Regions from separate parts of the Mus musculus genome. Here region 2 is linked to region 1. The links are chromatin loops, found by intact Hi-C in ENCODE. Cell type or tissue: heart. All regions are shown on one strand. Each heading gives the region's core, and the rest is flanking DNA. Links, peaks and the distances in the headings are about the cores only.

Region 1 (16,087 bases), core at 3,824-11,823:
AGGGCAGCAGGTGAGTGGGGGAAGGGCAGCAGGTGAGAGAGGAAAGGTCAGCAGGTGAGGGGGAAGGGCAGCAGGTGAGTGGAGGAAGGGCAGCAGGTGAGTGGGGGAAGGGCAGCAGGTGAGAGGGGAAAGGTCAGCAGGTGAGGGGGAAGGGCAGCAGGTGAGTGGGGGAAGGGCAGCAGGTGAGAGGGGGGAAGGGCAGCAGGTGAGTGGGGGAAGGGCAGCAGGTGAGAGGGGAAAAGTCAGCAGGTGAGGGGGAAGGGCAGCAGGTGAGTGGGGGAAGGGCAGCAGGTGAGAGGGGGGAAGGGCAGCAGGTGAGGGGGAAGGGCAGCAGGTGAATGGGGAAAGTGTAGCAGGTGAGGGGGGAAGGGCAGCAGGTGAGGGGGGAAGGGCAGCAGGTGAGAGTCCAGAAAAGGGTACCCACAGCCTGCCAGTGGCACATACATAAGTGACTTGAAGGCCTTGAAGAGAAGCATAAAGGGCCAGAAAGTACAGTGAGAGGCATGGTTGGAGGTCTACAACTACGTAGGAGGAAGCCACCGATGCCAGCACTTATATACCAAGGACAGGGGCAGTGAAGAAAATAGGGGAGAATGAAATCTTGCAAAGGCATCACAAATGGTTCATCAAAACAAAGAGACAAACCAGAGATGAATTCTTGAGGGTGGGGAGTGGGAGTCTCAAAGTAGTGAAGGAGCTGGGAAGATGGTTCTGGCTGTAAAGTCTACGCCATGGAAGCACAGGGACTTGAGTTCAGATCCCCCACACCCACGTAGAAAGCCACACTACCAGTAATGGTGCACATCTATAATCCCTGATCTGGGAGCCTTGGGTGGAAACACCAGGATTCTCAAAGCTCACTGACCAGCTAAGCTAGTCTGGCCCAGTCTGTCAACTCTGCAGCAAAAAACGACAGAAGTAAAGAGGGCTAGACCTCTAGCCACCACCCCGGACATGAACCTACACTCCCGCAACCACACAAACACATGCATAAATTACTTACTTAATTACACACACACACACCTGTGTGGACACACAAAGTAGTGCAACAACTCCTTTGAATGGCTAAATTGGTTCTACATTTGAACACAGGTGTCAGTATGAGTGACCCAGGGACATCCCGAAGTCTCTGTAGGGAAGGCCCAGTGGTGCACAGGCCATGTAGAATGGACTTTCTCCTCACCTCTTGTGCCTGAGCCATGAGTAAAATGACCACAGAAGGCTCAGCAGGCTGCAGGTGGGTAAGAATACAGAAAAGAGAATATTCTGAACAGGCTTCTTACAACCCAGTTTCATGGATTCATCAAATGCTTTCCAGAGCGCTTACTCTGATACAGAACCGTTTTGAGGGCTCAGTAACGTCATCCAAAGAAATAGTCAGAGGCCCGAGACACCGGGAACACAAAGACATTTGAAAAGAGTCTGAGACAAGAGTCTCTCAAAAAATGTTTGAAAAGCTAAAAAAGTCAATTTCACAACTACAAAAAAAGTGTTGGTGCTATGGTAAATACATTGCAACTTCTATCCAGTTTTTTCTATTGTTGCTTGTTAAAATGGTGACTTAACAGGGGAATTTAAAATAATATTTTTTTTCAGAGATTAGAAAAAAATAAGACAATTTACTCATTTTACTACACTTCAATAGCAGAAATCTTTAAAATATGGCTTTCTTCTCTCCTCACCACAGTTGATAAAACAGGAAAACATAACTGGAATAGGGAACTAATCTAGAACAGATGTCAGGCAAGAATTTTTCCAGTACTGAACTATAAACATGCTGAATAAATACTGGAAAATGTACTATGGTTAAAAAAAAATCAGAATCAGTTACTAATTACACGATCTAAGTAGGAAACCAGATACCTAAATATGTGGAACGGGCTCTTTAAAAATAACCGTAATGGACAAACGGTCTTTACTATCCAAACTTGACTTTGACAACACAGAAACCTGCAATCTGCTAAAATTCAGAGCTTTCCAGTGCCTACAAAGCTGGGTTATTCATCCAGAAGATGAATCCAACCACAGAACCAACACGTTCACAAGTAGTCTGCTGTGCTTCTCATCACTGTGCCAGCGTTTCTTCCACTCAACATACTCTTGGATCTTCCCAGTGACCTGCCTCTATGGTCCATTCGATGTGCTCTTGGATCTTCCCAGTGACCTGTCTATAGTCCCCTCGATATGCTCTTGGAACTGCTCAGTGACCTGCCTCTATGGTCCACTCTATGTGCTCTTGGATCTTCCCAGTGACCTGCCTCTATAGTCCACTTTCTGTACTCAGACTCAACAGGTCAGGCAAAGACTTTATATCACATCTCAGCACCATCCTTCTCTAGGAAAAAACCGGAGGACAGATCTGCCCTGGCTGCTACTCTTGAGAACCCACTTGTGCCTAGCATGCAGGAAGGATCAGGAAGGAATGAAGAGCAGCAAACAACAGAATCGGCTCCAAGAAAGTTTGCTAATTTGTATGAAGTCAATTTGTGACTCATCCATATTCAGATGAGTGTTCAAAGACAAATTCCAAGGCTAAATATAAAATGACTTTTGGACTATCCAGGCTTCTGCTCATTTCTAGCTTGCGGACAGGGATGGGGCTCTGATGCTGGCAGTACACTAACTCTCAGACCACTGAGACCCCACTCACTTGATGGCTGGAGTTCAGAGTTCATTACCATGCAAGCCAAAGCAATGTAATAAAATATTACTACCAATGTAGCAGTACTACCGAAAGCAAAGGTGCCCCACAGAAGACTTAATGAGCCTCCTGACCACAGTGGTAACTCGGAAGACTGAGGCAAGGCTGGCTGGTGATTCACAGAATTTAAGTGGTTCAGAAAAGCATTCAACTTTAGGACCTACAAGGATCAGAAAGGGGACTCAACACTGCTGATTACAGATCCTGGCATTTAGGCCCCTAAAAGATTAATGTACCAAGATTCAGTGGCTTCACAGTAGCCAAGGCCCGTCCCTGCCTCTGGGCCACACGGCCTCACACTTTTGGAGAAATGGAAGCAAACGTGTGTGTCAGTATTTTTTTTCACGGCTGGGATAATGAACAAGAATTGAGCAGCCAGGTAAAACCAAAACTGGCTTGTTACACATGAGCAGTAAACCTTCCCTCCTAAATGACTGCAGCCTTCCACCTACCAGGGACAAGGAAGAACAGGACTAAGAATCAAGTAATCTTTTAAGGGAGATTACAAGCCTCTCCTGGCCATGAGCATGGCAGGTGGATAGGAAGCCATTGATGACACTGTAGAATATTATTTATTAGCCCTTATGCCACAAAACAGTCTTTCCATCTCAGGTTTTTACATTTTACAAAATGTTCTATAAAAACCAGAACTCTTCCCTGCGTTGTTTGTCTAGCTTTTTTCTTTGTTAAAGTAAGATTTGCCAGTTTGAGTTGCATGAGCTTGTAACAAGTCATAATCCCCAAATCTTTGCCCACTTCGTCTCCCCACATAACAGAGTGGCATACGAGTCTATTTCAACGTTTGAAACGATAAGAAATTCAAGAATGTTCTGCATCCAACTGACTGAACATAGATGTCATAGTTCCCAGTTTTCTAAGTATTCAAGTAGTTTTCCCCAGAAAGACAGTAACACTTGGGAGCCTAAAGCATCCACAGTTCAGAGTTGAAAGTGGCCTAAGAGAAACCAAACAGGGAGGAAGGAACTCAGAACAGAGGCAGAGTCAAACCAAAAGTCTGCCAGAAAAGAAAAGAAAAGATCACAGCAAAGCTTCCTACGCAACAAGCCAAACTGTCACTTCCTTGTGTCACCACGCAGCTGCCTGTGCTTCTGGCGGGCACCTTGACGAGCTCTGTTCAGTCAGGAATATGAAAAGTTCAGGTAAAGCAAACAGCGCTAGTGTGACCTCAACTTTATCCATCCACGCCAAAAGTGCCCTACCCGTATACCTGCCATACAAATTACTCTGGCAGCCATCTGTCTGCATCCAAGTTAGATAGGGCACATTTTAGGGCTACTTATGATCTGTGAACACTCTTGGGTCCCACAGAATTCTCAGGGATGTGAGGCAGGGGTCTGATGCCTGTGGCTTGGCGGGATTGTAAGCTATGGACAAAAGCGAGTTAGAGAGCAAAAGGAGAACACAATGAAAGACAAAAGGCGCAAGCTGGTTCTTCATAAGCTCATCTTAGACTCTAACAAGTGGGGAAGGAGAAGGCTATCCAGGAAGGAGGGAGGGAGGGAGGGAAGAAGGGAGGGAGGGAGGGGGGGGATAGCAGTTCAGATAGACAGAAAGAGTCTGGAAATAACAGACCTTTGTCTTTGGGGAGACAAAATCCAGCTGCTGAAGCCTTTTGAGGCCATAGGTAACAAAACAAAAGGTGTATTTTAGGAAGACTAATCTGACAAAGATAAACTGATTTGAAAGTTTACAATGGTCCTTGATTCTGGGGCCAGGTACAACTGAAGGTGTGTGTGTATCAGCTGAAGTCAGTAAATTTTATATATACATGCTTGTGTGTGTGCATGCATGTGTTTTGTATAGAACCTCTGCCCTCGTTTTAGAAAATACAGACTTAAAATTCAAAACTTATTTTCATTAGATGACAACTTTTCCTTGCAATCTCTCTCTCTCTCTCTCTCTCTCTCTCTCTCTCTCTCTCTCTGTGTGTGTGTGTGTGTGTGTGTGTGTGTGTGTGTGTGCAATGCATGTAGGTGTGTATATGGTGCATGAACATGTGCGGGTGCACATACATGTGGAAATCAGAAATGGGCATACAACTCCCTCTGTAGCCCTCCACCTTATTCTCCTGACACAGGGTCTCATAGAAGCAGAGTTTCAAGCTGGTTTGGCCAGAGAGGCTAGCTAACAATCTCCCAGGATCTCTATGTCTCCTGTCTCCCAAAGCTGAGTTAGACACAGAGCCATGCATGGCTTTTAACATAGATGCTGGGGATTCAAACCCTGCTCCTCATGCTTGCATACCAAGTGTTCTTACCCACTGAGCCATCTCACCGGCTCTTGGATTATATTTCTTTTTCACCCTTCCTTACTTTTAATAGTAACCATTCTTTACACACTAGTAAAATCAACAAGATTACATGGCATTCTTTTTAGACAGTTGTTTTTAATCCTACTTTTGTTAAAAATAATTGTTTTATATTGAACATACAAAATTTCCTCAAATCTCTTATTTTATTTTTTGAGAGAAATATATCTTTCTTTTTTCATGCAAATTAGCATTACAAATCCACATCAAAATAAAATAAATGAAAGTTATCTTACAAACCTATAATAATTACTGTATAGATAGTTTCTAACAGACTGCTGTTGAAAAAGCAGAAATTACTTTCTTAACATTACAAGCAAGAACATACATGAAAGTCCTTTTTTTTTTTCTAGAGAAAGGACCAAACCTGGGATGTCTTCATTATGCCACCGATTAAGGCACTTATTCTATTTGGTATCTGAAAACAGGAGATATAGTTGTATCCAGTACTGAATTTCACTTAAGAATATTGTAATCAAAAAAGTAATATAGATTTCTAAAAATAAAATTAAATCATTGCATAGGCCTCACAGAATATTGTTTTCTATTTGTAGTAAGTCTGGCCTTTAAAGTGCAGAAAAGAATAGCTATGAACATATACTTTAAAAAGTCTGTCTGGCTCATGGAAAGAGCTGCCTTCATTAGGGACCTTGGATGGAGCAGAGGAGGGTGCCCAGACCTGGCTCTGCTTTCATGACTTTTCTTCTGAGTTTCAGAAACTTGTCAGTTATCAATAACCACTGCAAACTCTCCCACAGTGAATCCAGCTCTCCACCCTAGGCAGCCCCAGCTAGGAACAGTAGACTAGCTCACCCTGACTGAGCATTAAGGAACTAGGGCAGGTGACCTGAGTGACCCTCAGGACTGGAAGGATATAAAATAAAGCACAAGAAGAAAGTAATGTAAAAATAGCCAGGATCGGTCCCCAAACGCACACCCACTCAAAGATCAAATCTGCTCCTGGAGATTCCCAGCTAGCTAAGGGTGAAATTTATTTTTTAAGGTAAACTAGGATAAGTGTTTCCCCCCCAATACTACTACCCAGAAATAAAAAGCACCGTTTATATAGAGTCCTAAGTGCTAAGAGCCGGAGAAGATCCTCCTTCAATCCAGGAGTGTCCATGATACCGGGGGTTTTGTTACCACCACACACATAAGTGGCATTATCATAGATCCGGTAAATTACTTCTGTCTCAACTCAGGACACCGGAACCCTCCAATTCACATGAACAAAGTTAGTGACTTTATAATAAACCGAGTGAGCAAGGACCTTTCACATATTAAATTAGAAAATGGAACGCATTCTATAATTCCATGGAAAGATGTCATGTCTCCTAAAAATTGTACCTAATTTTAGGGTTCCTGAATTGAGTGATTCCAGTTCTGCATGAGATTTTAAAGTGAAGGAGAATGGGTGGGGTGCAGAACACAGATGAAATTTTTACAGCATGGAAATAAAATTATTTTTAAACCTTCTTAAGGGTGAAGAGTTAGGCAAGAAGTAATACGTGGAAAACTGTCAAGTGCTTCTCTACACACCCACCCACCAGATACCATCGCAGCCGGCTGGGGGAGTCTCCCTCTTCTTGCCTGACAGCTTCACTTTCTTTGAGGTCTGGAACTGGTGATCACACTGGTCCGTCATGGTATTTTCAGTTAACAAAGCAGTTACTCAATAGGGGGAAAAAGGCACAAAGGATCGGGGCAGCTGCTGCTGCACCCATGATGCAAGTGCAGGCTGAGCCCCGGGCCGCCACCGCCGCCTCGACTCCTCCGTGACGTCCGGGATGGGTATCCCCGGCTCTCAGGAAGTGGTGGCCGCAGGCAGCTCCGCCCCCTCGCGAGTCGGGGCTGGTCGGGCAGGCTCGGTGGCGGGACCTGGCCCAGAGGCTTGCAATGCCCGGGCGAGCAGATGGGGAGGATCGCGCTCGGCCTTCGGGGCGCGCGCACCCCAGGCAGCGCGCCTCGCTCGCGCCCGCGCCTCCCTTCCAGCCCCCTACCCTCGGCCCCACGTTGCCGGGCATCAGACAGGGTCGAACCGAGTACAAGATGGCGACTCGGCAGTCCGCTCTCCGGGCAGAGTCGGGGCGCCCCTTAGCGCGGCGCGCGCGTGCGCGCGCCCGACGTCCCACTAAAAATAGCTGGGACCCGTCTATATTTGGTTCGCCGGATCCCGGCGCGGACGCGCGCGTCCCACCCCGCCCCGCCCCACGCCGCGCCGCGCTGAATGGAGACGGGAGGGGGTGACCGAGGGGAATCTACTCCGCTATCTGCCGCGCGCGCCGCCGCCTGGGCCCGGCCAACCGCCCAATTTAGAAACATCGCCTGCGTCAATCACGCGCCTCGCGTGCGTCAGCGCCGCGCGGCTCCAGGTCCTGCTCCCCCAACCCCCAGCCTTTGAATGGATTCAATGTAGGAGCGCCCTCCTTCCTTCTGGGCTAGGATGGGAACGCACCCGCAGCCAGGGGGCTCGGTTCCTCTGGACTGGGACAACTTTCGGAGCGTCCGCTCACGGTCTTAAGCACACCAGCCGGCTAAAGTGAAAGTGGAGGCGTAGACAGAGAGACACACTATGCATGTGTTGTTTTGTTTTTCGAGTTTCTGGTCCTAGTTCGAACCTTCTTAGATTCTGAAGCATGTGCTATGACTAGGGGATCCTATTCCCCCAACTTTGCCACCCACACGCTCAATTGTTGGGGCAGATCAAAAGAAAATGCCACTTGAGATTCTAGCAGACCACTGGAGACCGCGTCTGTCTGTGTTGTTTCATTCTAACGTCTTCGTAAAAAAAAATTTTTTTTTCTGAAAGAGGTTACTTTCAGTTAGCAGCAACCTTTGGAACTAAGAGTTCTTAACTCAAACATGTTTTGTTTTGTTTTGTTTTGTTTTTGTTATTTGTTTTGTTTTGTTCTCAGCAAGAAAGTGACACCCTAAATTTTTTTCCAGGAAAAAATCGCTGTCCCTTATACAGTCGCCCAGACTTTCTACATACTTGGAAGACAAATGTACCTCCCCCCCCCCGCCCCCCGCCCCAGGAGACCATAGTTAAGATCCCCTAGAGACAACCTAATGAATCCTGTTGACTGATTTTGAATATTTCATTTGAGAGGTGGAAGGGGAGGCATCTACAACCCTCAAATGCGAGTTGAGTTCCATGTCTGACCCGGTGCTGGGGAGTAGAGGAACAGTCAGACTCACTCAGCTGTTCAACACGTGTGGTGTGTTTGTTTTATATATAGTTTCTCGTGCAGCGCGCGCGTGGCTGGATGTGCACTTCTTTGGATTATAAAGCGTCCAGTCAAGAACCTCACACCATAAGTAAAAAGAAATAAAATCTTGTCCCTGGAACTGTCTGCATCCTAGGGTGAAACACTAACAGCATGACAGGAGGAAGAGGCAAATTAGCCTAGGCGCAGAGGGCCAGAGGGACGTAAACAGCCTTAGAACCATTGCATGAGGGAAGCACAGCTGCACCTCTGGGAGTCTTCGGCCTGGTGCCAGACTCCTTCAGCTGCGACTGCCAGGTCACTCGGAGAAGCTGGCTGGCGTAGCCTTCCCTTTCGGAAGAGCTGTCCTCTCTCTTACCCCCTGGACCTGGCTAGATGCCTCGGGGCAGCCTCGGAGGCGAGCCAGCAGCACTCCTCCAACTCTGCTCCACCCGGAGCCTGACAGCTGGGCGGTCCCGCCTGACCCGCGGGCGGGCTGCGGCACCCTCTGGTAGACCGGCGCCCTGGCAAGCGGCTCCCGTGCAGAGGGGTTGGCCGCGCGAATCTGAGAAGCCTCAGGGCTGGGGTCCGCAGCTCCCCGTGGTTTCCATTGTGCGGCCGTGAGAATGGCCGGAGGACGCGCGCACGCGCGCGCGCACACACACACACACACACACACACACACACACACACACCCTCGCACACGCGGAACCGGCTGGGCCAGGGGAGGGAGGAGGAGGGTGACGTAGCGTCCCATGTCGTCACATTGACGTCTCGCATTCCAGGCACTCTATGGAGAGGCTGCTAGGGCTCCTGTGGCATAAATGACGTGCCGAGAGAGCGAGCGAACGCGCAGCCGGGAGAGCCGAGTCTCCTGCCTCCCGCCCCCCACCCCTCCAGCGCCTGCTCCTCCTCCGCTCCCCATACACAGACACGCTCACACCCGCTCCTTCACTTGCACACACAGACAGACACACGCGCGCTCACACGCTCCGCACACACACTCCACTCTCTCCCGCGCGCTCACACCCCTCTCACCCGGCTCCCTCGCCAGTGTCGCGCCGCGCCGCGCCGCAGCCGGACGCCCCTCCAGGGCTCACTTTGCAACGCTGACAGAGCCCGCAGTGTCCGTGGAGGTGGGAAACGTGGCGACATCCTACCCCCTGGTCGCAGCCGGAGACTGGATGCCTGCGGAACCTCTCGGCGGCGCTCTCCCATGAGTTGGGATCGCAGCATCCCCCGCCAGCCGCTCACCGCCTCTGGGAGCCGCTGGGTTTGTGCACCGCAGCCCTTCCGGGACAGCAGCTGTGACTCTCCCCCAATCCAGATTTCGGGGTCGCTCTCTAGAAACTCGCTCTAAAGACGGAACCGCCACAGCACCCAAGTACGTACGATATGCCCAGTTAATGTGGGGACTTGCTTAAAAGTTGGCGCGCTGGGAAGTGTCGCTCCTGAAATTGACAACTTTTAATATGGGGTGGCCCCCTCCCGCCGCCTCCCCTTTCAGGTTTTCTCGCCCAGCTACCGGTGGGTTCCAAGCTGAAACTTTTCCCTTGTAGCTGGCCCTCAGGGACTCTGAAGCTTGTGAGATTCCTCTCCCCACCCAAAGAGGCTAAAAGCCTCTAACAAAGAGGAGGACCTGGATTTGTGCTGTAGCTGCTCCAGCGTCGTAATTCAGGGTATTTCGGCTCTAGTTGTCATGGTAATGATGCTCTCGGCGGCGGCGGCGGCGGCGGCAGCGGCTGCCGCTGAGGCAGAGTTGGAGCCCCGGTGATGAACGGCAGTAATTTTCCTGCCTTTTAAGTGGAATTGGAAATAGGGACTCTGGTGGGTCCGAGTTAATGTGTCTAATGGTGAAACGGAGCTGGTTGTCTGGGAGAAAGCTTAGGAGGGCCAGTGCCTGGGCAGCAGCGGCCGGAGTTTGCAGAGGCTCTGGAGGAGCTCAGCAAAGAGGGTGTAATTGTAGGAATGCGGCTTATTGTATTGAAATGAGCCCCGGGCTCCACTAGGCACGTCTGCCTGGCGTCGCCGACTTGCTGGTTTACACTTTTCCCCATGGAGGTAATCGGGTGTAATTGCCGACTCTCGCGCCCCGACACGCGTGGGGACCAGGTCCCTCTTCTCCAGGCCTTGGCTGGTGTGGGAAAGGCTTGTGTTACTTTTCAATGAGCTTTCGGAGAAGTTGCTCCGAGTGTTTTCTTCTTAGTAGAAAGGAAAGTTCTCGATGGTGAAAAGGGGAGCCGAGCAGCGGAGCGCAGCCGGCGGAGACTGGCTTTCAAAGGCACCTCTCGAACCTGTTGGAGGCTTCCGGCAGTCATGCGGGAGCTCATGAGCATTGGTCCCTTGATTTCCAAGAACGTTCTTGGAGCTGGCCTTTTGTTTATGTGCCCGGCTTCTCCCGAGGGAAGAGCCGCGGGGACTGTGGTCAATAGTGCTCTGGAGCTGCTTATCCTAGGGCCTGGGAGGGCTGGGAGAGAGGTTACAGGGTTCGGTTCGGCCATTCCTCCGCTGTTCCAATTCTGGAGCTCCTTTGCCAACAATCGGGAAATGTTTCTTATAGAACCAAGTTGGAGAAAGAAAAGCTGCCCAACGCGCATACTGAACACAATGAATGAAATTACTTTATTGGAGTTGTTTTAACCCAGCAAGATACACATAACGCCAAAGACTGCCGGGGGTGGGGGTGGCACCACTCCCTCCCTCCACAGGCACCCCCCACCCACCCCCAAATCCCGGACCCAGCACTCGCTCACAGAAATTCTCTCCCCCCCCCCGGGGTTTGCCTAAGCTCCCTCGGTCTTTCTGAGAATCTCTGTCTTTCCCTTTCTGCCGGTCTCTCCTCCACCTCTCTTGCCCCCGCCCAACCTCCGCCCCCGCTCCCCGATTGGAAACTCCGCGGAGGAGCCCAGGTCACAATGGTGTGTTTCACGGTTTCCTCCACACACTTCACCACGGGGAGAGGAACACGGGGGTGTTCCCTTCGTCTGCCCCGGAGAAAGAAAGGGGCTTTGACAGAGGTAGTTATTTCTTCCTAATTTACAACCCCGAGGCTCTGTGCTCCGGGCCCCAGCGGCCACGAGCCGGAGCGACAGAACGTGTTTCCAGGCGCAGAGGCTTTACCTAGGTAACCGGCCAATGGGGGTGGGGGGCGGCCGATGGGGTGCTGGGCTGGGCTGGACGATGGGCGGTGTGCCGGCCTCTGAGAGGAACCCCTTCCCTGGGGAGGCGCGACCCCCGCCCAACCGAGTTCAGAGGCTGCCCCTTAGAGAAAAACTACTCTTGAAAGGCTCCCAGAGAGAGTGGGCATAGGAAACCCAGTAGAATAGGGGGTGGGGTTGCTGGAGGAACCCCCCCCCCCTTTGAAGATGCGAGAGGAGGAGGATGAGAAGCACATGCTACAGCTGTGGAAAGATCCACTCGTGCCAACGCTTCAGCGAGCGCAAGGTTTCCGTCGGGGTACCTTGGTTGGGGATGGCAAGGGAATCCCCCATTTCCTGGCCATCGAGAATTTCCTAGACCTGGGAAACCCGGGTCTCTTTCTCTCTACAAGCAAACTCTGGGCGCCGGAGTGGCAGGAGATGAAACTTACCCCTTGGCTCCAGCGTTCACCAGAGATCTTTTGGTTAGTTTGGGGGTTGGGTTCCCCTCCAAGGGGGAGGGGGCAGGTTCCTAACCTTTGAGGTGTGCCCACCCCGAACAAAGGGGGGCGCTATAAGCCGAAGTTAGGGGCAGCTGGAGCTCTCCTCCCTGCCAGTCAAGCTGAGCTTCCAACCACAAAGTTTCACTAGGCTGTGCACCGGGACTTTCGCCTGGGAGCCGCTCTGAGCGCCCTCCGGAATGTACCCCCTCTGAGCCACCGGGTGGCCCTGAGCCTTGAAGCCGCCCACCCTCGGGGACACCGCCCGCTGAGTGCAGGGGACCTCCCTCGGTCCGTCGTAGCAGCAGCCAAAGCTGTCTGCGGAGCGCACGGCTCCCAGCACAGGCCTTTCCTCTGTGCCCTTTTGTTTGCTTGACCCCTGGCCCTCGAAACTCTCGACTAATAGAAGGGAAGATCCATTAGCATTTAGAATGAAAAGCGCAGACTTTCTTAATTCCTCCGGGCATTCATGCATTCGTTCCGGACCTTGTGCATTTCCTATGCGGCGTGTAAAATTTGTGTTTGAGGAGTGGAGGCCGTCGGAGTTGAAAAATGGCTATTTTCTTCAGTATACTCCCTGACGCCACCACCACCCCCTTATTCGGACTTCTATTCGTTCCTCAAGTGCCCCCCTTCGGTCTTCCTGACTTCGCAAGCTGGGAACCAACAGTGGGTGTAGAAAAGATCAATTTCTTGGCGACGACCATGGGGGGGATTTTAGCATCAGATCGTGTACCACAAAAGAAAGGGCTGTGAGCTTACTGGGTGCCAGCAACCTTCCCTTAGCTTCCTACGACGGTGTGATGCTTCTTGCCCAGTAGCTCCGTGAGCCCTAAGCACTTTCACTTAACCTTATGACAATTCTTTGTAATTATCTAGTGTTTCTACAGGTCCCCCACCCCCACCCCATTCACCCAGTCCTGGGAAAGAGGACCCAGCTTAATCTTACCGCAATCTCTGTTCCCTTTCTCGGTGCCTGCAGAGCCCACTGCGGGAGAGCGCAGCCCGACAAGCCCGGGCGCTGAGCCTGGACCCTCAGCAGAGCGGGCCAGCACAGCGGCTGCTGCTTCGCCTATCCCGACGTCCCCGCCTCCTACACTCTCAGCCTCCGCTGGAGAGACCCCCAGCCCCACCATTCAGCGCGCAAGATACCCTCCAGGTAGGTCTGAAACCCTTTATCCTCCCGAGCAAGGGAAATGGGTGGAGAAACCAACAACCAGCGGGCAGTCTGGTCAACCTGCCCAGTACCAGCATGTAGGGCTCCTGGCCCTACATTTCACAGCACAGGTGGCTTCTTGGCACGAAGCTCCGCTGTATACCACACCCTATGCTACTACCAAGCAGAGCAGAGAAATTATACGAAGCATTTCTCAAAAGTATGTTTCCTAAGAAGAAAAGCATATATTCCAAGAGATCAGGATATGCTGTTTTTAATGGCTTTGTTTTTGTCCTTTTATACTCAATATATTCATTTAAGGGATCACTTGGGGAGATAGGGAACATTTTTATTGATCTAAAACCCAAACGATTTGTGAGGCAGGAGTTTGGATGATTGAGGCTCAGAGGCAAGGGAAACCCATGTGAGCTACAAACAGAAGTAAGTATAAAGGCCTCAGATTTAGTTTACACAACCTCTTTACAAATTTGGTAAAGGTAGAAGAGGTGGGCCTGGGTAGGCACCAAAGATACACAGATAGAGTCACTCTCCTGCTGGAGACTTCAGAAAGACAAAGAGCAATAGGGAGAGGACAGAATGGCAGGTGATTCCGAGGGATTCTTAGAGATGCAAGGGAGGGAAATGAAAAGGCCAGGCTGTGTGTCCCTTCTTTTAAACAGCTTCCATTTCATCCTAAGAACTAGACACCAAGCTCCTTTTAATCCTTTAACTCCAAGCTAGCTCAGGAGGCCTCACTGGAGAAGGCAGGCATGAACTGGCCACTCCTCAATGCTGCTTCTTCCAACAGGCCCTCAGCACCTTTTTTCACGTCAAGATCTCATCCCATACACGCATGACTCAATCAGCTTTGGAAATGTGGGTAAGAGAAAGATGTCAAGGGAAATGTGAAGCAGCCACTTTTCTGCTAGTCACACCTTCACACCCCACCCTCCAAGAAGAAGTGAAGCACCTGGGTTTGACTCGGAAAAACCAACCACCAGAAACTCCCCATGTTACCACTTTGACTTAGCCATAAAAAAGGAAAATTATTAGAAAAGTCATCCACAAGAGACAGTGACTCTCAGGGCCTTCTCACCTACTTCAACCTCTGTGGTTATGGCAAGCACCCCTAAACCAGTTGCTTTGGGGTCCAGCCTAGGCAAACTGGCAGAGAGACTTCATCTGTTTTGAAATTTCTCTCTTCTCTTCTCCCCACCCCCTTCACGAGAAAATACTTAGATTAATGTGCCTGTTAGACAAGCGGTTAGCTGTTGTTATAAAATGGTTCTAATCTTACTATGTCAGAATATCCTATTAGTCAGAATTGGGAAGTTTATATACATCTATGCATCCGCACACACAGTATATAGGAGAGAGCAGGTTTGGTGGGTGTGCTGTTACAGATGATCTTTTTCTTTGCAGATGGCATCGACTCCCCCAGTCCATTTCCTGGGCCTACGTGCCCACCTCGCCACTTAAGCTGGCTGAAGTCATCAGTAGGGGTCCAGTTTGTGCAGGCTGCTAATCCTGTTTGGAGGAGTGGGTGGGGAACAGCGGCCACAACTTGTGTGGGCAGCCTTAGCTGGCACTCATCAAATGTTAGCATGTCACTGCCTCCCTTGTACTACACAGGACATCTTTTTTTTTTTTTTTCACTAACTCACAGGTTCACCAATCAACATGTGTAAGTCTTGGGGGCACCAATGGCCTCCTCTCCAAATTAATTAACAAGACATTTCCTTCCTTTCCCTATGGCTAGGGAGACCACTCCAATGGTTTTTGGGTTGTTGTTGTTGCTGCTGCTTGGGACTTAAACTAATTTTTTAAATGACCTGGGCTTATGAGGAAAAGCATCTATATCCAGATTTGATGAACAGAGCAAGGGAGGGAAGATGGATGTAGCCATCCCCAGGGAGTCCATTTTTATCGCCCCTGGGGCCCCTTTGACAGTCAGGAACTCAGCTGTCTTCCCAGCCAGGAAGAAAGTAAGCTAGGAGCATTCAGTCTTTGCCAGCAGGTGGGAGAGGATACCACTTTCTTGTTTCCTGATTCAAGAGCAGTGGAACCAGCTGCAGATGGAGTGTCAACTGGCTTCTGAGCCCTTTTCTCTGTCCCTGCAGATATGCCCTGCGTGCAAGCCCAGTATAGCCCTTCACCTCCGGGGTCCACTTACGCCACGCAGACTTATGGCTCGGAATACACCACAGAAATCATGAACCCCGACTACACCAAGCTGACCATGGACCTCGGTAGCACGGGGATCATGGCCACCGCCACTACATCCCTGCCCAGCTTCAGTACCTTCATGGAGGGCTACCCCAGCAGCTGCGAACTCAAGCCCTCCTGCCTGTACCAAATGCCGCCTTCTGGGCCTCGGCCTTTGATCAAGATGGAAGAGGGTCGCGAGCATGGCTACCACCACCACCATCACCATCACCATCATCACCACCACCACCAGCAACAGCAGCCGTCCATTCCTCCTCCCTCCGGCCCCGAGGACGAGGTACTGCCCAGCACCTCCATGTACTTCAAGCAGTCTCCGCCTTCTACACCGACCACTCCAGGCTTCCCCCCGCAGGCGGGGGCGCTGTGGGACGACGAGCTGCCCTCTGCGCCTGGCTGCATCGCTCCGGGACCGCTGCTGGACCCGCAGATGAAGGCGGTACCCCCCATGGCCGCTGCTGCGCGCTTCCCGATCTTCTTCAAGCCCTCACCGCCACACCCTCCCGCGCCCAGTCCAGCCGGCGGCCACCACCTCGGCTATGACCCCACGGCCGCAGCTGCACTCAGTCTGCCCCTGGGAGCCGCGGCCGCAGCAGGCAGCCAAGCTGCTGCGCTCGAGGGCCACCCATACGGGCTCCCGCTGGCCAAGAGGACGGCCACGCTGACCTTCCCTCCGCTGGGCCTCACAGCCTCCCCCACCGCGTCCAGCCTGCTGGGAGAGAGCCCCAGCCTCCCATCGCCACCCAATAGGAGCTCATCATCTGGGGAAGGCACATGTGCCGTGTGCGGCGACAACGCTGCCTGCCAGCACTACGGAGTCCGCACCTGCGAGGGC
Region 2 (16,087 bases), core at 2,704-10,703, 240 kb before region 1:
AAGTTAGTGAAATAAGTCAAACAAACCAAAAGCAGAGAACTTCACTTCTATGTTATCTAAAACACAGCAACACAAAGCCTCCTATATCTTTTCATCTGCATGTGGCACCACTGCTCCCTTAGTCTCAAAGCCCAAAGTGAAGAAAGAAATTCAGTAGTTGGCATTTCTCAGAGCACTGGCTTGGCTAGCATGCTGGAGTTACTGATGTGGCTGTAGTCTGCTGACAGAGCTGATGGGAAATGGGCTCCTCTGACAGAAGAGCTTGCTTTCTCTCTTCCGGGGTCTCTCTGTGGCTTGGGTTTTCCAGAAGCATGGTGTTCTCATGATCCCATGCTAAGAAGAAACATGGTGCAGATATGAGACGACTCCATGCAGTAGAATGGAAGAGAGCAAGATGGTAAAGGAGGCAGGAGCCATCTTCAAAATAATCTCACATCTAATTCCAACTTCCTTCCTTCCCCTTCCGTTTCATTCAGTTTACAGTTGGTGAGCACCCGCTGTGAGTCAGGTCCTGTTTTAGGTGCCAGAGACAGACAAGGCTCCTACCAGGTGGAACCACATTCTCCTGGGGATAAACACATAGATAGCTCGCTCCAAGTGGACTCCATATCTGATGACAGGGACATGGGAAGGAAACAGGTATGAGACTGGAAACGCATCAGAATGGATGGTCCAAGAGGCCTCTTGCAAGAGGTGACATTTGAGTCAAAATAAGGCACCAAGATCCATAAGTGCAGGGCTCCTGGAATGGAAGCAACTTGGAGAACACTGCAGCTGAGTCAGGTGAGGGGTATGAGAGAGATCACGCTTTGTTGACTCATTACAGGCAGAGCCATGGATGAGCCATTCTAGATAGAAATATTTTTGGTTTGTTTTTTATTTTTTGTTTTTCAAGACAGGGTTTCTTTGTGTAGCCTTGGCTGTCCTGGAACTCACTCTGTAGACCAGGCTGGCCTCGAACTCAGAAATTGGCCTGCCTCTGCCTCCCAAGTGTTCGGATTAAAGGCGTGTGCCACCACTGCCGGGCTCTCTAGATAGAAATATTAATGCTGGTTTCAACTCCTGTCTATTCCCTAGGTTTACTGGGATCCAAGTCCAATTGCTCTCCCATCACTCTCTGCTAAAACTCTTCTTGGACTCTCTCACCTACATCCCAGATTTATACTTGACTCTGCTTTCTTGCTATCACACTTTAATTTAGTCTTCCTTAACTGCCCAAATGAGTTCTTGAAGACACAACTTAGACATGGCTTAAAACCCGTCCACCGTCCTGTTGCTATTGGATGCGCTCTAAGCCCCTCTTCTCTTTGGAAGTCTGATTAATCTGGCCCCATCTGCCTTTAGAATCTGTCTCCTGGCCCTGAGTATAGACACTATTGTAAGAGGATCAGTTTTTCTGAGATTCATCTATTGCTCTGCTCCAAAACATAAGCTAAGTGGCTGCCGAGGCCATCTACATTCACCACCCAGCATGCATTGGTGAAGCATCTATTTGAAACCGAGCCACTGAAGATGGCAGACAATTCGTTCAGAAAAAGGAAATAAAGTGAAGACAGAAACTGGCAGAGATCATCAGCTCAGAGACAAAAGCAAGGGGCGAGCTAAAGTCAGGGTCTGAAGAGAGTATCCTTAGGGAATGAGCAAAGTGGGTGAAAAATATGAGGCAACATAAAGATCAAGAGTATCTGGCTAGTATAAGATGGTAATACACAAAGAACCCACAGAGTAGCAAAGCTCAAAATGACACTGGGTACCACACAGCAGGGTAACTGATAGGAGGCCCAAGCTATCCAAGCTATCTGTCAGATCCCTTGATTCTTCAGCTATGGCGTCTTTTCTTACCTCCCACTAGTGTCCTGCCTGCTCCAAGACAGGCTGGTCTCATGGAGCCAGACACACGACTTACTATTGGCTGAAAAGGAGGGCTTTCTCCAGGCTAGATGGACTGTATTTCCCCTAGCATGTAAAAGGAGGCCCCAGAGCCTAAAGGTTATGGGTCAGATCCAGACACTTCTTGGGCTGTGCTAATGTGACGCACAGAGATGCTGACAGGAAAACAACCAAGTCCATTTGTTTGACTGCCGTGATAAGTGGCTTGGATCAAGCCTGCAGCTGGACTGAGGAATTGCTTGGAAAGATGTCATTAGGGTGGCCAAGAGAAAGGAATCCACGCCTGGCAGCCAACCTACTGGCCTCTTCTAGCTAAAAATAGCCCTTGCATCCTAGTCTTCTAAAAGCAGTTTCACATCCATCACATGAAGTGGTCCATCCAACATGTCTGTGGACTGAGTACTCTCTTCACTATGTAAGGACAAGGAAATGAGACTCAGAGGACACACCCAAGGTTACTTCAGCTCACAGGACAGAATTTGGGCACAGGTAGTTTCATGATTAATCTCATTCAGCCTTAGGAAGGGGTGAGAGGCTGACACGTGTTGCCACCTGGAATAACTGAAGATGCTAGCTAACTAGTTCCATGAAGTGAATAGGATCTAAAAGGGCACATAGACTGAGATGTCACTGATATGTGATATCCAAGAGTTGTCATGGTGGTGGGAGACGCAAAGAATTGTCATGACCACAGGCTGGGAAGAGGAGAAAAAGGAGGCTTGCTTTTGGATGTGTTCAGCGTTGGAGTACAGATAATGGCAATGTTTTGGTGATGAACGATGGTAACGGGAGTATGGCAAGGGGAGAGTGCGTAAAGTTATCGAAGCATATACTTAAAACGACTAAATGATCGTCTTGTTACGTCTTCTTTAGCACAGTGAAAAATAAAACTAAGAACAAATGACTAATGGTGCTTATTTCTGAATCATAGAGAGCACTCAAAATGAAAGAAGCCCTTCGTCAATAGCTGAGAAATGAGGCCTGAGAGGAACGTGGATGGATGTGGGGTTGGATAAAGCCAGCAAGTGTCCCACGAAAGCAGAAGTATTGCTCCCTTGTCTGAGCCGCTCTGCCCTTGGGGGAGCTCTCGTGGCTAACAGCCTTTAATCTGATCCATTCGAAAAAATACCCTGGGACTCATTCTTGGCTCTCTGCTTGCCCAGCATTCACTCCCTAAAGTGAGTTACCCCCACAGCTTTGGCCATGGTGAAGTTGCCTCCCCAGCTCTGACTTCTCCTCTAACCTCAACATCTCCCCATTGGGAGACACTGAAGCACTTCAAATTCCATCAATATCAAAATCAAACAAAATTCAGTGTCTCCCCCTCAAACTTGCCCATCGTCCATAAATGTCCCCTAGGTCAGTAAATGACAAGGTTGCATGGAGTTGACCTTGAATCTTCTCTCTCCATACCAGCAATTCTATCAAATCCATTTGAAAAAAATCATCCCGTGAGCTCTCCTTAAAGTGAATAGCCCACTCTGCTCATTTTTTTTTGCCATCTATCCTTCTAGTGACCACGAAGAGATTGCCATTGGCTCTTGGGCAGGATTTTATAATAGCCTCCTGTGGTGGCTGCTCTAATGTGCTAAGCAGAGTCTCCCTTAGGATCCAGTTAGTCATTTCCCTAACTGCTGGGAGTTGGGGATGCTAAAGGCTCAAAGTCACAGCCCTCCTTGGGAATAGCCCTTGGAAAGATACTGCCTCATGTGAGGTTGCTCTTCATCCCAGATATCCACAGGAGGCAAGTCTTCATTTCACTCAAGTTTCTGTCCAAGTGTCATCTCATTACAAGGCAGTCCTTAACACTACCTCGAAAAATAGCAATCTCTTTATTCTAGCGCCTTACTTTGTCTTCTTGCCTTTTCCCTTCAGAACATTTACAGCTCTGACACGTGATTACTCATGTTCTTATTTATGGTTCTAGATTCTATAATACAAAAAGTGAGATGCTCACTCGCTCTCTCTCTCTCTCTCTCTCTCTCTCTCTCTCTCTCTCTCTCCCCTCTCCTCTCCCCTCCTCTCCTCACCTCCCTAACCCCTTTGTCATCAGAAGCTCCGTACCTCTGGCACTCAGAACATAGTCTGAGGCACTTAGTAGACAATTTTATTTACTTCTTATTGCTGCTCTAAGAAGACATTGGAATCCTAGTGGTTTAAACAACACAACACGAATTTGTCATCATATGCCATGGATGTCAGAAGTTCAAGATGAGCCTCATACAACTAAAGTCGGGGAACAGTAGGTCCCTTTGCTTAGGTGCTCTCAGGAAAACATTACGTTACCCAATCCAGGTGCAGTCATCTTTGGCTCATGGCCTCATTTTACCATCTTCAAATCTGTTACTGGACTGGAGAGATGAGAGATGGCTCAGCAGTGAAAAACACTTGCTGCTCTTCCAGAGGACCAGGGTTCAATTCCCAGTACCAACATGGCAGCTCACACCTGTCTGTAACTCCAGCTAGAAGGCTTCTGAAACCCTCATACAGGCATACATGCAAAATGTCAATGAACACAGAATTTTAAAAAAGTAAATATTAAAAAAAAATTTTTTAAACTCTGTTACACAGCATTTTCACCCTTCTCTCTGACTCTGAGAAATCTCTTGGCCTCATTCCCTACCTTTAAAAGTTTCCGAACTGTAAGCTGGGCGTGGTGGTGCACGCCTTTAATCCCAGCACTCGGGAGGCAGAGGCAGGCAGATTTCTGAGTTCGAGGCCAGCCTAGTCTACAAAGTGAGCTCCAGGACAGCCAGGGCTATACAGAGAAACCCTGTCTCGAATAAACCAAAAAAAAAAAAAAAGTTTCCGAACTTTACTGGGCCCACCCATACAATGCAGGGTAGTCGCCTACAGAGCCAGCTGATCTTCTAGCCACTTTAAGTCCATCTTGAGCTTCAGTTTTCCTTTGCTACATCACCTACGAAGAGCATATGTCCTAGGGAATAAGACATGGACATCTCTGTGATATCCTTATTCTGCCAACCATAATCTCCAATTAATATTTGATAAATATATAAGTAATTATCTAAGTTAACTCATTCAGAAATCCCTTAGAAGAATAGTTTGTTATTCTTCGATTTTAAAGATATCAGAGAGGTGGGGGATGGATCAGTCATTAAAGTGCTTGCTATGTACCCATGAAGACCTGAGTTTGATGCCCAGCAGCCATGCCAAAACAAAAAACAAAACAAACAAACACAAAAGGCCACATGTGGTCACACAGGCCTGTGACTCCCTGCTGAGGTGGTAAGACAGGAGGATCCCTGAAGACTGCTGACCAGTCAGTCAAGGCTAATTGATTAGCTCTTGGTTTAGTGAAAGACCTTTTATCAAACAAACAAACAAACAAACAAACAAGTAAGTAAGGTGAAGACCATTCAAAGAAGACACCCAATGTTGACACCCAATCTCACACATACATGTACCCCACACGCACACAACACACATGAACACATAGACACAAAATAAGTAAATAAATGTAAAGAGATGGAGTTTTTAAAGCTAAGCCACTTGTCAGATTCACCTGGGCTATAAAAGAGTTGATGAAACTTAAATCAGACAGGTTGGCCCGAGTCAGTGTCTGGCCACGCCCATTCGCTCTATTTTCCTATAGCTCACAAGTCTGTCTCCTTTGTGAGTTTCAGAGTTCCAGAGTACAGAAGCCACAATTGTACTGTGCAGTCCCCAAGCCTAGTCCAGGACATGGCAAATAGAAAAATAAAATGATAGCATTAATTGTAAGGATTCACCTCATACTTGACTTGAGCCACATGTCCTTATAATACTTCCTGTCCCTCAAAACCCCAAGTTGTGTAAACCTCGGTGGCTACAATGTTAGCCCTAATAGTCAAGTTCTGTACTAAAATGTGCAGTTTGAGTCATTCTAAGCTGGAGATAGTTTAACACATCATCGGAGTGGATTTATTTCTGTCTTCTGGTTTGAATCCAGAATCCCCAGTCATTATCAATCATCCCGTCTAATGAATGAACACTCACTGTGAATAGATTGATCCACTCTAGATTAAGACTTCGACTTGACAAACTAGAAAGTTGTGACTTACAAATGCAGAGACCTTCATTTTTCAAGGCATTCTCATATATACATTTAATTCTCGGAACAGAATCACATGTAGAGAAGAACAAGTTATTTCTCTCACGTTATGACAGGAAATGTTAGACTCAGAAAACATGAACAGCTTGCCTAAGGTCACCCAGGGAGGTCTGCAGTCCAGATTTCCTGACTTCTGCTTACACACTCTTCAACTGCGCCGAGCTGCCAAGTAGAACAGTCTATGCCTTTTAAAGGGGATGGTCCATATAGTGCACATGCGCGTGCAAGGCACACACACACACACACACACACACACACACACACACTGATGCAAGGGGACCCTGCCAGCTCCTCCAGTCTGTCTCACCTTTTCTTTCAGTTCACCCAGTTCTCCCAGTTATAAGGTTTACCATTTCTCAGTAAACACAATGAAAAAAAAAAAAAAAAGCTCTAGGAATTAAATTCATCCCATGCAGTGAAAAGAAAACTGGGGGGTGTGGGGGAGTACAGGAAGGGAGGAGGGATAGAAGGTAATTGGCATTAAACTGTACTTTTTTTAATTTGCCATGGAAAAAAATATTTTCACTGACTATAAATTCTGAAACACGAAGGATTAAGAACGGTAATTAACAGGTTTGGGAGAGACCTGTTCTGTTTTTCTTTTTATCAGCTTTTCTAAGGATCTTTCTTATTCCCACTGTGCTTAGAAAAAGATGGAAGAGAGCTCAGACTCTGGGGTAAAGAGAGAAAGAATTGCTGGGCTAACCTCTTAGATCTGTGTGCTTCTTTGTATGACAATGAGGACATGGAGAGAAAAGAATGGTCTCTACTTTATCCACCCTCTGCTGGCTGAGAGGTCCTCTGACTAGCGAGCAGAGCACTCACTGCCTGCAGCTCACCTCTCCCTTCTCCCCTGCCAGATGGCGCTCTTAGAAAAGGACTCTATGCCCCCGCCCCCCAGCACTTGTCCCTGATTTTGGGGACAGGAGCTGCCACAGGAAAAGTATCTAATTCTGCTTTCACATGCTCATGTGGTCAGCAGCTCCAATACAGAAATCAATCTGGGCCATCTTTTTACTACACAGCTTGAATGCAACCATGCAGGCAAGGAAGCCCACCTATTGGAGTCCATGAGGGCTCTTCTGAGTCACTGCTCGGCTGCACTTCTCCTGAATTCTGCCAAATGTCCTCCAAGCTTTAGTGTCTAAGAGGAAGCAAATCATATGCCCCATCCATACAGCATCTTAAGCCAGGGAGAACTTTCCAAATCACAGATTCCTTCCCTTCAACTCTGTTTTCCAAATGGCCACCAAAGCAAAGTTTCTAAAATATACATTCATGTACTCCATGCAGACAGATTCAGTTGGTGTGAGATGCCAGGCTCTTGCCTGTGGATGGCGAATGCCTGGAGATCAAGGCAGGAAGCACCTGTCTTGGCTTGGATGCAGATGTTAGAATAAGCCAACAGTTAGTGTTTCTCACATGCAAGCAATCCTAACAAACATGAATCGAAACAGGTTTAAGAGTGATGAAAGGCAGAAAGTGGCTTGGGTGTGGTGATCTATATAGGTGATAAGTCACCATGGGGACAAGAAAGAAAAATTGACTAGGATAAGAGCTTTCCAGTCAATTGAAAGAGAACACTTGGCAAGTAAAACAGGCTTAGGTGTTAGAAGAGCATGAAGAAGTCCAGGAGGCTGATGTAGTGAGAAGAGCTAGGGAAATGATTCTGTAGGTAAAGTGTTTGCCACACAAGAATGAGGAGCAGAATTTGTAGCCCCAGAACCCATATACAAATCTGGGTGCTTCCTTAAATGTGTCTACACACACCCATAAGAAGAATCAAAATGGAGTTATCCTATTCTGTGATAGCTTGGCCCCTGTTAGACACCAGAGGCTAACAAAAGCCAGGAGTGGCTTACTTCTTATGGAGTTGTCATCTAGAGGGGTCCCAAAGATCCCTAAATAGTAAGGCTGCTTTTGTTGTCAGTTACCCAACAGAACTTGGCAATAAGATTATATTGCTGATGACACCGCACACTTGAGTCATAGGACACTGAGAAATCAAGCTGGTAGTAACTTGGAAACTTCATCCCCACCGGCTGGCTTTTGTAACACTGGAAATGCTATTCATGTTCCTGGAGGAGAAAAGTAATAAGCAATCTTGTTCATCTGTGAACTTTATGATCTACAATAACAACCAACTTGACAAGGAACATCCACTGCTCTAGTGGCACAAATGTCATGGGAGCATATATATTGGATTTAAGGCCCATTCTATAAGATGAAATCCATATGTAACACACCACTACTGGGCCAAGAGCCAATGAGTAGACAGATCATAGTCTCTATGAGTGAAGCTACTACTATTATTTCTCTAAGTGGACATCCTCTAACAACCTATTGATTACAGCCACAGATGAAGGTATCTCTAACCCCACACAGAGAGGCTTGTTTGCTGTAGATGACAATTAACAGAGCAACTCTGCCAGGAGAAACTGACAGCCACTCCATGAGACAATGGCAGCAGAACTGGACATAGAAACTCTAATGTGGTTGTTCCTGGGAAGAGAATGTCTCCATCACTATCTCCATCTGATCCACTACAAGCTGACATCTCTTCTTAATAACTTCCTCCTCACATGTGCAGATCCTTGGCTACATGTAGAATCTCCATTCAATTGCGTCTATGGATTATATAGCTACCTCATCTCCCAATGTATTTCTCCTCCTTCAGTCACTAGCTTGCTTGTTAGAAGCCCACTGGTTTTAGAGGAAGGTGATCCTGACTTTGACCTGAGGATAGTTCTTTGTGATTCGACCTAAGGCAGCAAACAGAGCCAGTTACAGTTTCTGAAATAAGCATGCGGTATAAGTCACTCGGTGACATGAAGACAATTCCTGCAAATGGACCACCTTAGTCCCGCAGTGCAGCTTCCAGAAGCTCTTCTCTCTCTACTTCTTGACCGAAGCCTTGTCCTCGGAGAAGATCAGAGCCCTAACAGGAGAGTCAGCCATCTTTTGGCTGAGGCACCATCACAGAATCAGGTCAGCACTGCACAAGGCAGATGAGAAAGACAGAAGATGGACTTCAAGAATAGATGTAGAAAAAAAGAAATAAGTCAGTAATGACATCTGAACAATTTCTGGACTTTTCTGTCCTCACACTCAATATATTCCTCTAAGGTTTAATCAGATTTGAGCCATATTTGGTTAATGACAATAAAATGTACTATAGATGATTAAGACATCAACCAATCTCTCTCAGGATGTGAGTTCCCGACTCGCCAGCAAGAACGACGCCACAATAGGATCCTTCTGCACACGTTTATTGGGAGAGCATTGACTGCATAGGCGAAAGACCCTGAGCCCAGAAATGGTGCTGCTTATATAGGCCTAGGAGTGATGTGTCCATACCTGATTGGTTATGCTACCAGTACCTCATTAATATGTGTCGGGCCAGGCAGTGACTCAGCAAAAAAACTCTTCTGCACATGCGCACATTGGTTGTTTACCCATAATCATGGGCCAGTGGTAGCCAATGCCATCTTGTAATGGCACATGTGGCTTCCCACATCAGGACGCATCCCCCAGAATCCCCTGTATTCAGACACACCAAGTCATTCACCTTTGATCTCCAAGAACTCAGTGAAGACTGTTCCCTCTTACTGAATGCCCTTTCTTCCAGTTTTCCTCCCTCCCTCCTTCCTTTCTTTTTCCTTTCCTTCTTTCTCTCACTCCTTCCTTTTCTTGCTCCCCACTCCCACCTTATTTCCCTTCTTTGCTATGAGACCGCTTTCTACTGATCTGTAAAACACATCTGGAATTCCCCTTCCTGAAATCCCTCTGGATCCTTTTGAACTTGCCCTATTACTACATGCATCATTGTCTGGCCTGCATTACACTAACTCTGAAAGGCATATGTCCCTTGCCTTACATCCTAAACCCTCTGAGAGGCAACATGTTCTTTGTTCTATATGTGCTTTGCAGTCTTGTGTCACTTTTATATTCAAGTTTGTTAATTCTCCAATAATTCCCCCAAAACATGTTGCCTGTAGCAATTTCCAACATTGTACTCCTGTAATCTTATGTACCCAGATGTTTTATTCAAAAATAGTCAACACACAAAGACCAAAATGGTCCATGATAACAGCTGCTCCTAGAACCACCCAGTTCTTCTAGCTCACCTCCTATGTCATGTCATGAAGTAGAGAGCATACATAAGGAAAGGAAGATGTGGGAAATTAATGGGGAGCACATCTTGGGGCTCAGGTTTCTTTACTCTTGAGTAGGGCTTTCTCAGGGAGAGTTGAACACAATCAGGATGGCTCTTATCTTTGCTGGTTTTTTGTTTGGTTGGTTGGTTGATTGGTTGATTGTTTTTTTTTGTTTGTTTGTTTGTTTGTTTGGTTTTTTTTGTTTCATTTTGTTTTGTTTTTTGGTTTTGTTTTGTTTTTGTTTTTGTTTTTCTCTTTTCCTTTGTTACTCCATCTTTTGGAGCCTTCCCCTTATCTTCCTCCTTATCCATCTCTGATACAATGGATCCAGATATTTGAAATGAGCCACTGGGTGGGTTTAGAAATGTTGGGTGGAGGCAGTCTGTAGATTCTTTAGTGCTGTCTCCTCCCTAGTACTAATAGACTCAGCTTGGCTCCCTAGTTCCTCCTCCAACTCTGTCTGGCAGTTGCCTCGAAGGCCAGTGTGTAGTTGCTGCAGGTCTTGGAGAGGGAGCAAGTGGTGATGGGTCCTCTAGTGTGGGAAGATTTGCATCCAAGATAATGCTGGAGCATGTTCTTTAAAGACGAATTGAGTTTGCAGAGAGATGGAAACATGAGGATGCTCAACAAGGAAGGGTGGAAGGGAATCAAAAGAGGAAGAAAAGCATCCTAAGAAGAAGCAAAACTAAGACTTGGCATGTCTTAGATACAAGTGAATTGGACAAATATATTGGGCAAGGGAACCCATGGAAATATTCCGAAAGCAGTGTCCCACCCCTCTGAAACCTTGCAATGGACAGAGCTCTACAATGTGGCTCCAGTATAACTCTCTGGTGCCAGGCCTTCCTACAATAGAGTGCTCAGTGTGGCATCCATTCTGGGCCAACAGCTCCCTATGCCTCAGACACCACATCTCTCCCACTGCTTACCTGGAAAACCTACCACCATCTTCTACCATCTTCCAGATCTTTCTAAGAAGAACTCAGACTGTATTTTGAAAGGATCTTCTGGATTTTAACAGTGAGTTGTATTGGCTCTGCACAGTCAGCCTGACAGCACTATGGGTGTAGAGCACAGAGTAATAATTTCTGCCTCGCTCACACCCCTCTATCTCCTAAGTGAAATATCCTTGCCCTGACACCTAGAACTTAGAATGTGGCCTTAAATGGGGTCTTTGCAAGTAGAACTATATAAGTAATTCTGATGGTTTATCCAGGATTATCCAGGTGGACCTACACCCAGTGACAGGTGTCCCCATAATAGGAAGGAAGAGGGAGAACTGGACATCAGACTGTGCAGTGATATCAGAAGCAGAGAGAGGAGGAGCAAGCTGCCACAACCAAGGACTGCCTGGGGCTCGCTGGGGTGGAAAGAGAGCAGAAAGGAGTCTGTCTCCCCTGGAGCCTTCTGCAAGAGCACTGCCCTGGGGCTTTGTCTCAGGACTGAGGGAGAATAAACTTCTGCTCCTTAAACCAAAGCATTTGTGGTAACTTGTTGCAGCAGTCTGAAGAAACATACAAATGACCAGAAGTAGCAGGGCACGTGGCTGGGGATACCAACTCATCTTTGTCATCCACAGGTCACTTCCTGGCTTCCTCTCTTGACAAGCAAAGCCAGGAAGGTTAGGAAATCAGCTTGAGTGGGGTTTCTGAAAGAGACAAGGTCATGGTGTCCTCAAGGGAACTGTGGGTGGGATGGACCCCTTGAAAAGCCGCAGAGATGTGGTGACACATGATTTTAATCCTAGTACTGGGGAGAATGGCAGGCAGATTGCTGTAGGTTTGAAGTCAGCCTGGTCTACATTGTGAGCTCCAAGCCAGTCAGGGCTACATAGCTGTCTCAAGAAAGGAAAAGAGAAAAGAAAGGAAAGGAAGGAAGGAAGGAAGGAAGGAAGGAAGGAAGGAAGGAAGGAAGGAAGAAGGAAAGAGAGAGAAAGAAAAGAAAAGAGAAAGGAAGGAAGGAGAAAGGAAGGAAGGAAGGAAGGAAGGAAGGAAGGAAGGAAGGAAGGAAAGAAGGAAGGAAGAAAGGAAGAAAGGAAGAAAGGAAGAAAGGAAGAAAGGAAGAAAGAAAGAAAGAAAGAAAGAAAGAAAGAAAGAAAGAAAGAAAGAAAGAAAGAAAGAGGAGAGATTAAACCCAATGGCTTGCCTTGGGCCTAAGAAGTAGTTGAAGAAATCAGCCTCTCTGGAAGGACTCAGGCAGTATCAGCAGCCTCATAGACACCCACAGGCAAGGGCCCAGACCCGATTTCTCCCTGGGATCCTGTGCCTGGGATGTAATGAAGTTAGAGAAAGCAATTCCCTAAGCAAGGGTGTGAGGTGAGGCCTCTACTCTGAGGTGTTCCACAAACAGCCAGAGCAACAAAAAGACAAAAGGTGTCTAAAGACTTTCCTTGTGTCATGCATGTATTACAGATTTTGCATGGTTACCCTGTGTGCCACTTCCTGAGTCTGGCAAAGATCTCCTAGCATGATAACTGCCCTGCCGATGTGTTTGCTGAAGGCTGGAGGAGCAGCATTGGAGAGTGGGACACTCGGAGGGAACTGGCCTTAGTCACCTTTGTTCTCTCAGACTAGAGAGATGCTGTTCCCATGAGCCATCCTATGGGAGGAAATTCTCCAAGGACGGTGACAGCTACAGAGACCCCAAAGGAGCAAAGCAAAACGAAACCAGGGCCCTGGGACTTTGCAGGCTGGAAGGGCAGATTCACTCTGCTTTTTATAGAGTTTGCTCTGTGAGCAGTGTGGGGAGTAGAGTGGATGAAGAGAACGTGGTAACAGAAGGATCACATTCCAGAATGTTGAAATAACAGTCCAAGGAAAGATGAAGAAGACCAGATGAAGGCAGAGGCAGTGTGGGCAGAAGCACCGACTGGAGAGGGGGCTCCGACTCGGGACACTGAGCTCAGAGCTGTTCTGCTAAAGCAAGAGCTGGCCCAAAGTCAAGTGCTGGAATTCTCCACCAGCTTCCTGCTCCCACAGAGCAGGGCGGCTGCAACACCAAGGTGTTTTAGACAGGAAAGTGTGGACATTCGCTTGTCGGAAGCTTTAAATGTTGAAATGAAAAGAAAGAAATGCTGGGGGAGGGGGTGCTGTACCCTAGCTTAGATATTCAGTTTTTTTAAAAATTGTAACTTTGAAATCACAGACACAGAACAATGTCTGTTTACTCTTCAAAGACAATCCTAGAGCCGTCTCTCTTAATAATGTGTGTAGATATTTGTGTGATTATATGTGTGTGTATGTTAGTGTGTATATACATATGTGTGTGTGTGTGTAGTGTGTTTGTGTGTCTGTCTGTAAACCAGAGGGTGATGCCCAGTGTCTGTCTCAACTGCTCTTCACCTTACACACTGAGTTAAAGTCTTTCACATGAACTCAGAGCTCATTGACTTGCTAGCATAACTAGCTAACATGCTCCGTGGATTCCTTTTCTGACTCCCAGGCTCTAGGCTATAAGGTGCTGGTGCTCTCTCTCTCTCTCTCTCTCTCTCTCTCTCTCTCTCTCTCTCTCTCTCTCTCTCTGTGTGTGTGTGTGTGTGTGTGTGTGTGTGTCTTATCTCCAGACCCCATGCTTACACAGTGAGTACTTTACCCACTGTCATTTCCCCAGCCCCCTCCCTTTCTTTGTCTCTTTGGAGGTATGAGTTCATCACATACCACCAGGGTTCTAGTCCCGTAAAGAGGCACAATTTTCAGTCGAGTGATGAGTTTCCACTGGGCTTGACTGTGCTTTCCTGGGTCTGTGCACTGGAGAAGAGTTTAGAATAGAAACTGGAGCAGGTCATATGGGAGACCAGGACTCAGGCCCTCTAAAATAGACGGTGAGACCTGGCTGCTGGCACAGGAACCCAGAGAACGTTCCAAGGGTCTAATGAACAGAAATAAAAAGTCAAAGAGACACATGGAAGAGGCTGAGAGCAAGGACCCTGAGATAGGCCTCCTAGAAGCCAACACAGAATGGGAACATGCCCTGCAACTAGAAGCTGAATGTGCCCAGTCCTCCTAGCCAACGTGCAAGGTGGCAGAATATTCTAAAGGACCCACAGCTTGAGGTCGGTCGGGTAGGAGTCTTCTGTTTTATAGCACACATTTGAACTATGTGTCCATAACAAGCTTTTACTGATCAGGATTCCTCATTCTGTCTGTAGCCTGGGCTTGTGTGGTGGGCAGGACCAGATGGTAAGAGGCCGCTGGCTGTGAGGTCACACTACCCTGCCTCACCTCCTTGGGCACAGTAGGGCATTACTCAAAGCTTCACATTCTCGACTTGTCAAATGGGGTTGGTTTTTGCAGAGACTTAAGCTCAGAGCGCCACAGCACTATGCCAAAGCCAGATCCTCCTTGTTGGTGGTGTGGGGAACTCCTTCTGGCCCAGGTCTAAATCTGGGGGCTGTAGCCACAGCATTATGACTTTCAGTACCGATCCCATGCCGCCACAGCCATGGAACTGCCCCTCCTCGTGACTGAGCCCTGCGGCAGGCTTTGTAGTCCAGTTTCTCCTTTTCTACTGCCCATAAGCACCTGCATCCCTCCATGACCCAATTTGGATCTCTTCTCACATACACTGAACACCATCCCAAGTCCAGACCCACAGTGGTCTCTAAATATAAACACGCGGGCTTTACCTGGCAACTAACTAAGCCTGGACTGCTGACTAGTGGGCACAGGATGGGGGGTAAAGATACAATCACACCAGTTCTTCAACAAACATGCCTCCCCAACCCCATATGCAAGGTTCTGAGCTCCACTGAGTTGTCTCCAAAACCTTGCAAAATAAAATCATCCCCCACCCCAGGGAAGACCTCTCCATGTACCAGAAAGCTCTAAGTTCTGACTTCCCTCACCTTTCTAATGGCTCTGAGCATTTGAAACTTTAAATTATGGTGGTGTGATTCACCCAGTATTTCCCATAGTAGGCCACTAGTTCCTCGAATTATATATAGGCTCTTTATCATGCCAGACACGTACACTCAGGAATATTTGCTGCATCTGTAAGATACTTCCCCCATCTTCCACCTCATCACCCACAACCCCATTGCTTCAGAGTCAGCAAACTATAACCCACACACAGTTTTTGAAAATAAAAGTTTTTTTTTTACTAGCATTCATTTTATATCAAATTCTCCATTCTATTGAGAAGCTGTGGTAGAGAGACCTTACTTTCTGCATTTCCAAGCCATCTCTTCCCCAGACTTTTGGCCAGCCTGATCAAGAAGGTCAAAGTTTCTTCATGTGCCATAGAGAGACAATAACCAACATCATGTTGTGAACATAGCAAATGGATTATGAGTAGAAGTTGCTCCACGGAGTGCATCCACCTCAGGTTGAGCCTTGAGGTGTCAGGTGATGATGGGGAAGGATGAGGGGCCATCCATACCTGGGGGTGGGAGGGGAGTAAGAATGACCTGTTCCAGCTAAGATGATACCCAGTAAAGAGGTTCACAAATTCAGAAAGCAAGAATCTGCCCCCAGTAGACCAATTTCTCCTGGCCTCTAAGATAGATACATTCCCCATATGACATTCATTCAGATGGGGCTATGGCTGCTGGACAGAACAGTCTTGTTCCTCTCATGATGGATATTCTAAGAGGAAGTCCCTTCATTAAGGCCATGAGCGGATTTGGTAATTGCTGGCTATGAATGATGTTTTTTAACTTGATTTGACAGAGTTAACATGAAAACCCCCAAATATTTTTTCGGTTAGCATTCTGGATGGTTACCAAAATGGACTTTCCTTGGGTATGTCAGGGAGTCCTGAGTTGCATAAAGACCCAGGAGAAGTGTGTCTGAGGCAGGCTTGGGCATAGTCTCGGGATATCATGGAAGGAAGCATTGAGACGGAAACAAGCTGAGTGGTCAAGAGGAGAGGCTGTTGCTCAGGATTGAGAGCCACACTGCATGGACAGTGTGCTGCCCATGGCTGGAAG

What was found. A loop is a pair of places that touch in the nucleus more often than their neighbours do. Peaks named below come from ENCODE experiments on the same cell type or tissue, not always from the same donor. Only the 100,000 strongest peaks of a DNase experiment are listed, where the experiment ranks them.
Region 2: a loop joins it to region 1, with 2.5 times the contacts of the local background. A loop is called at or near these places in 2 of 42 quality-filtered maps.

What each region holds. Positions count from the first base shown.
Region 1 is chr4:48,036,097-48,052,183 of GRCm38, forward strand. It overlaps Nr4a3 (nuclear receptor subfamily 4, group A, member 3), which reads left to right and starts at 9,209. Exons shown (of 8, transcript NM_015743.3): 1 at 9,209-9,620; 2 at 12,856-13,032; 3 at 15,150-16,087. The coding sequence starts at 15,152. In heart, for the core only: CTCF peaks have their summits at 7,480 and 8,738; DNase peaks (open chromatin) are centred at 6,875, 7,245, 8,675, 8,985 and 4 weaker places; H3K4me3 peaks cover 6,048 bases; H3K27ac peaks cover 5,225 bases; H3K27me3 peaks cover 560 bases.
Region 2 is chr4:47,801,203-47,817,289 of GRCm38, forward strand. No RefSeq gene overlaps it. Among named protein-coding and RNA genes, the nearest start is that of Gm46853, 140 kb to the right of the region's middle. In heart, for the core only: a CTCF peak has its summit at 6,853; no DNase peak of the experiment used is centred there.